2 separate regions of the Mus musculus genome follow, and region 1 is linked to region 2. Evidence: chromatin contacts called from ENCODE Hi-C or POLR2A ChIA-PET data. All regions are on one chromosome and are shown on one strand. Each heading gives the region's core, a stretch centred on a gene start or an enhancer-like site at or near the end of the contact. The rest is flanking DNA. Distances are from core to core; before and after follow the strand shown.

The links. Hi-C counts contacts between places; a loop is a spot of excess contacts on that map. ChIA-PET counts read pairs that join two places held with the same protein, here RNA polymerase II (POLR2A).
Region 1: a loop to region 2 is called in a map of mouse embryonic stem cell, with 2.0 times the contacts of the local background. The contact joins the enhancer-like site here to the promoter of 2900052L18Rik in region 2. A Hi-C loop is called at or near these places in 4 of 37 maps with a recorded cell type or tissue (heart and mouse embryonic stem cell). POLR2A ChIA-PET finds 5 or more read pairs at or near these places in 5 of 5 experiments (Patski and embryonic stem cell).

Annotation. Positions count from the first base shown.
Region 1 is chr11:120,279,654-120,282,353 of GRCm38, reverse strand. Bahcc1 (BAH domain and coiled-coil containing 1) reads right to left here. Exons shown (of 28, transcript NM_001347621.2): 14 at 2,156-2,284; 15 at 121-235. Among named protein-coding and RNA genes, the nearest start is that of Gm11772, 43 kb to the right of the region's middle. Within about 2 kb of position 1,364, at least 2 of the 3 ENCODE cell types and tissues checked have a DNase peak (open chromatin) inside an H3K27ac peak, as active enhancers do; they include heart, where a contact is called at or near this core.
Region 2 is chr11:120,230,344-120,233,110 of GRCm38, reverse strand. It overlaps 2900052L18Rik (RIKEN cDNA 2900052L18 gene), which reads left to right and starts at 1,494. Exons shown (of 2, transcript NR_151480.1): 1 at 1,494-1,616; 2 at 1,813-2,767. Bahcc1 (BAH domain and coiled-coil containing 1) reads right to left here and starts at 164. Exons shown (of 28, transcript NM_001347621.2): 1 at 4-164.

The DNA of each region.
Region 1 (2,700 bases), core at 115-2,614, 49 kb before region 2:
AGCTCACCAAACCCTAGCTGGCTCACCTGAGCCTAACACCCGGTACCCGTTTCTAACATCTCACGTAGGGTGAGGGCGAGGGTGAGGGCGAGGGCAGAGGGCAGAGGCCTGGAGACGCACCGAGGAGACGGACTGCAGGCCAGTGTAAGGACTCTTTCCCAGTTTGCTTCGCTTCCTTGGGGGCTCATCACCTCGTAGCTCAGCACACAGCAGACTTAGGCTTGCACGAACAGCCCTAGGGGAAGGTAGTGGTTGGTACAGAGGCAGGGCCTGGGTATCAGGACCCCTCCTACAGTCACTATGGTGTGTCCTGAGGGGCAGACCTCGTGCAGGACACAGCCTCCTGTCTGGACTGTTAAGAGCAGGCCCTGGGGGTGTCGGACCAGTCCTGAGCCGTTCTACCAGCTCCTGGTGGTCCCTGGGGCCCTCAAATCTTGACTTCTCAAGCTTCACCCCATTCAAGGGTGAGCTGGGTCAGGGGCCAATATGGTCAGGAAGCTACTGAGGAAACAGCAAGAGCGATCCTGCTTGATTCCCCCACACCCCTCTGCTCTCGTGCCATGTGGGCAGACATGTCTCCCAGACACCCCAGTGTGTTCAATGTATGATTTCATTTCCTTCCTAGTATCCCCTCCCCGTGAGGAAATAACCACTGCCTGTTTGCCCACAGCTAACCAGGGGCTGGGGTTTGGCCCCCAACCCGTCAACCCTTTAGCCCTCCCAGAGACAGAAGGAAACTGGCTGCTCATGAAAATGAGTGGCAGACGGGGACCAGGGCCCTGACCTCATATGGCCAGACACTGCTCTCCACCTTCCCGTCCAACAAGGAGGCTGGACCTCTGAAGGCAGGGAAGGCCAGGCAGGAAGCCCCTGCAGCTCTAGGGGCCTCCTTGACCCCAGCTTCCTGCCACCTTCCCTGGCCCCACTTCCTGCATGGAGGAGGCCCAGCCTCCAGGCCCAAGGCCTGCTGCCCTCACAGGGTTCTGGAACACAGTTGGAGAGCCTGGACAGGAGCCGGAGCTGGGAGGAGGTCAGGAGACCTTCTCTTTGGAAAGAGAGGGTTGTGACTGTGGATCCTTCCCTACCCTAAGGCCTCTGGGTTCTTTGGGTCATAGGTGACTTGGCTACAGGGTTAAGCTTACTTGCTGGAATCTAGGATAAAGTCCAGCATGGGCAATGTGGCCAGAGCTGGCCAGAGGCAGAGAGCGAGGTCTGGGGAGTCTATCACTGCCACCAAGCAGGTTTTCCAATGTCCACTGGACCCCAACTTCCAATAGCCCTATCCTGCTTAGCAGCCCCAAGGCTTCAGATGGGTTCTCAGAGGGACCCCCTATGCTCCCTGCTGGGTGACACCTGGCTTGGGTAGGGTAACAGGACATCTTGGCGAGGCCCCCGGCCATATGGTGAATCTCCTCCGTTGCCTGTAGCCCACACAAACTCCCCCACCCCATAACCTTCTCTGCGTTTGCTAATGTTTTGTGACATAAAGCCCTGAGATTAATTTTTTGCCTCTGTCTTAATTGAAGGAACCGTTTAGTGCCGATTTAACTATTATTACCAAATCATCAGGATTGATGCTGTGCACACGCGTGCTCGCCAATCGTGTTTGGAGGAGCTCGGAGGATTTATGCAAATGGGCCTGCCGGGAGAGGCAATTTGTAGCCGAGAAGGACAATTATACCCGGCCCGGGAGTGCGCCAACGACTGCGCCGGGCGGGTAATGGATAATAACATCGCGCGGCAGCCGTGAGCAGCAGCGCAGCGTGACCAACGACTTTATACAGTGCAGATAAAGAGCCTTTTACGCAACGCTGCCCTGCATGCAAGGGGCCAGGGCTGGCCGGTGGGGTGATACCACAACCTTAGCCACTGCCAGGTTCCCAGAGTTGGTGCAGCCAAGCCTAGGCTGTGGTTACACCAGGAGGGGGCGCTGATACTGATAGCCAGACATGGAGAGAGGATGTCTGTGCCAGTCCCCAACAGGGAGGGCTCTCTATCTGCAGGACATGTGTCATGGCCTCAGGTTTTGGTAGGGAACACACTTGGCCTTCAGTTATTGTGTGCAGGGAGCCAGCAGTTCCTAAAGCCAGAGAGGGACTGTGGCCCCACCCCCACGGTGTCCAGACCTGTCCCACAGATCCCTCTCGATACTCACTTGGCTTTCTTGCTGTCACTTCTGGCAAGCTGGCCCCCGGGACGCAGGGCAGGCAGTGAGCTTGAGTGTTTGCGCTTTCTTGGCCTGCCAGGCCCCCGCCGTGCAGGGCTCCGTGAGCTCTCCTCTCTCCTAGGGGCCACAGAAAGGATGTTAAGAAACCTCAAAACACTTCACCCCTAGGCCTACTGGAGGGCATTGCCCTGCAGAGGAATGTTGGGGTCGGTCAGTAGTGCTCTCAGAGTGTAATGGCCATCAGGTTGAAGTCGGGCTCAACTACGTTCCTGCGGCCCAAGATCTAGAGCTAAGTGGATGACACTGTTTTCTGCTTTCCCCTGGGATTTAACTGCCTTGCTCACATTGGTCGGGAGGCCCACATTGTCCCTCATGCAACTGAGTAGGTTTCTTCTGCTCCTGCAGCAGGTCCCAGCTACCCCATGGGTCCCAAGTCCTCCTCAGTCACACTCATAGCTGCTTTAATCACCATTGCCCCTTGCCCTACCACCTTGTGCTGCCCTCTGCTGAGTGACCACATCTTCCCCCCACCC
Region 2 (2,767 bases), core at 245-2,744:
TACTGGAGGCTGTTTCCTGGATACAATTGAATGCAATACAATTAAATCAGTAAATGTGACTTTGGTTTGTATTCCTATTGGTATTTTCAATGTGCTGACTGTTGCACTGTGAATGCACGGCTTCCACAACAACGACTCTAGCGAGCCCATCCAGAGCGGCTCTCAAACCTGCAGCCCGGCGCGGCGAGCCACGGGCCCTGCATACTAATAAGCTCGTGCCACTCAGCCCGGAGCAGCCCGAGCGCTGATTGGCTGCTCGGCCCTCCACGGCCCTGAGCTCGTGCCACTCATTCGGCGTAAACAGGCCTCCCAATAGGCTGGCGCCGGGCCAGGGAGCTGCCAATCAGGGAGCAGCAGGGCTACTACCAAGCCTGATGGCGCCTAATTCAAGCCCAGCGACTGCGCAGCTCCTTTGCGCAGATCATTGCTGCTGAATGGGAATGTGGTGGCGCAGGGCGGGAGAGGAGCTAGGGATAGTGAGAACGGGTGTCCGTGTCCAGGGGAGACTTGTGGTTTTGTTTTTCCATAATTTGTCAGGTGTAAGGTTTGGGGCATTTTTATTTGTTTTTATGCACAAAATAAAAAAGAAGAAATAGCCTCACGCTGTAAACCAGATGCTCTGTCCATACCAAGGGTCTGTTTGGCAGGTGGCAGAACCTGCTGCACGTAGGCCCAACTTCCAAGCGCAGATTCTGAGTTACCCTGATGTACCTCCACTCCCAGGCGCCCCCCACCCAAACTAGGAATACACTTCTGCCTGAGGCATGCCCACAGGCTCCATATATGCCCTTCTTCCCCCTGCCCGAGAGGCAGATGTACCTTTCTTCGCCAGCCATCTATCTGTCCGCTCTCAATTATTATCTCCCTCCGCCACACTTTGCAGCGTAGCAACAATCGAAATGAAAATCGAGGCTCTGTTGCCAAGATAAGGATTTACTTTTTCTATCAGCCCCTAGATTTTAAAAATATCTTCACTTGATAATTTTAGGGGTGGTTGTCATGGTGTGAAAACCATGCTTAGCATTTCTCAGGGCCTGTCCCTGCATATTCGCAAATTTCTCTCTACAATGGAAAACAGCCTCTAAACAATTCTCTTTATCATAATCAGAATCAAAGCGCTTTTAAAATATTCTGCAAGCAAATATTTCGGTTAGAATTTGGTTGCCTACCCAAATGTTATTTATTCTCAAGAAGTAGAGGTGATGTCTTAGTGGCGATGAATACATAATTTCTGCTTCTCTTTTTCTCTGTGTGTTGGGGGGGAGTATTTAAGTAGATGCCAATCGACACAGCTATATTCCTTTGGATTTTTCCAGTCTCTTTCCTGCGTGGACACAAAGGAGTTAAATCTGAGATCTGTGGTCTCCTCTCTTTCCCCGCCTCCCTTGCTTCTGCAAAACGGTCACGATTGGTTGGCACTTTGCCAGCGGGCTGTCCATCACTAAGTGTAAACAAGGCGCTGATTGGCTGTTATCCAGTCCGCACCGGGCCTCCTGAAAAAAGCAATTACTGGCTCCGCGGTTTCAAGGCTGCCCAAGGCCGCTTGATGAAAGGAGATAAACCGGGGACGGTTTCCAGGATCCCCGCGGGCCGACCCAGGCAGCTCGGGAGCCGAGGTGCGGCGGAGAGCTTGGGGATCAAAGGCATCTGAAGAGAAAGGGGAAGCGGGCGCACTGCCGGGCCGGCCTGGCCCCCTGCGGGCCACGCTGACCTGGGAGGATGGGGGCGGCGGGCGGGGACTCCGGGATTTCCCCCTCGCAAGCGACTGGGCTTCGGCCGCCGCCCGCTCTAGGTAAGCCGGGGTCTCCGCAGGCCGCCGGACGGGGAACACAAGCCTGACTGCGGGGTGGAGGCGCGAGGCCAGCCCGGGATTGCGCCCTCTCCAGCGCGGTGATTGCTGCGCGCCGGGGCGCACGAGCTGCGGTGAGGCACATCTCCTGCAGATCCAGTACGCGATTGAATCAGGCCATCCTGTGAGGGATGGGCGCGAATTCCGGCTCCCGGTGGCTCGGTGGTGACCCGACGGCGAACGCCGGCCGGGCTTGGCCTGAGGTGAGCTCCGTTGTTCTGGTCCCTCCAGCGGCGGGCAGCCGTTTCCCGCTTCGCACGCACGGAGAGAAGATTCCCGGCTCGGGAGAAACCGCTGCTGGCAACGGGAGGCCCCGGAACGCGAGCGCCCCTGTTCTCGGTTGGTGTAAGCATCTCTTGCAAGCCGCAGATTTTCTGAGTGCTTGGAATTCGAGTTCCTCGCTATTTTCTTTCACTGATTTTGTTTACCGATCCAGGAATCTTTATATCTATCTCCCCGTTTAAAGTATTCTCCCTTACCCCATCCGTCCCTTCAAAAAGAAAAAGAAAAAGGGAAAAGGATTTTAAAAAAAGAGAGAGAGAGAAATAATTGGATGCTACAAGGACACAGCGTGGCAATCCTCCGAGCTGCTGCAACCTCGAGGGGACCCGGGAAGCCAGTGTGGGGGAGGGGCGCGCCTAGACAGCTTGCACCCACTCTTTGATTTTGCGTAACCCGGGTCCTCTAGGCTGGACCGGGAAGATCTCCAAGTGTGGGATCTATCCCTCCAGGGCGGGTGGAGATGGTCAGAAGGGCACACCGGTAATCCATCTGCACACAGGCCTGCTGCTAGACACGAGAACGCGAGGTTTCTTTCCTCCTCAAGCCGGTTTAGAATCTTGGGGATCAGCACCGCCGGATCCCTAAAAGCTGGGCAGGAGGATTTGTCTCCAACCCCGCCATGTTCTGTGTCCACCC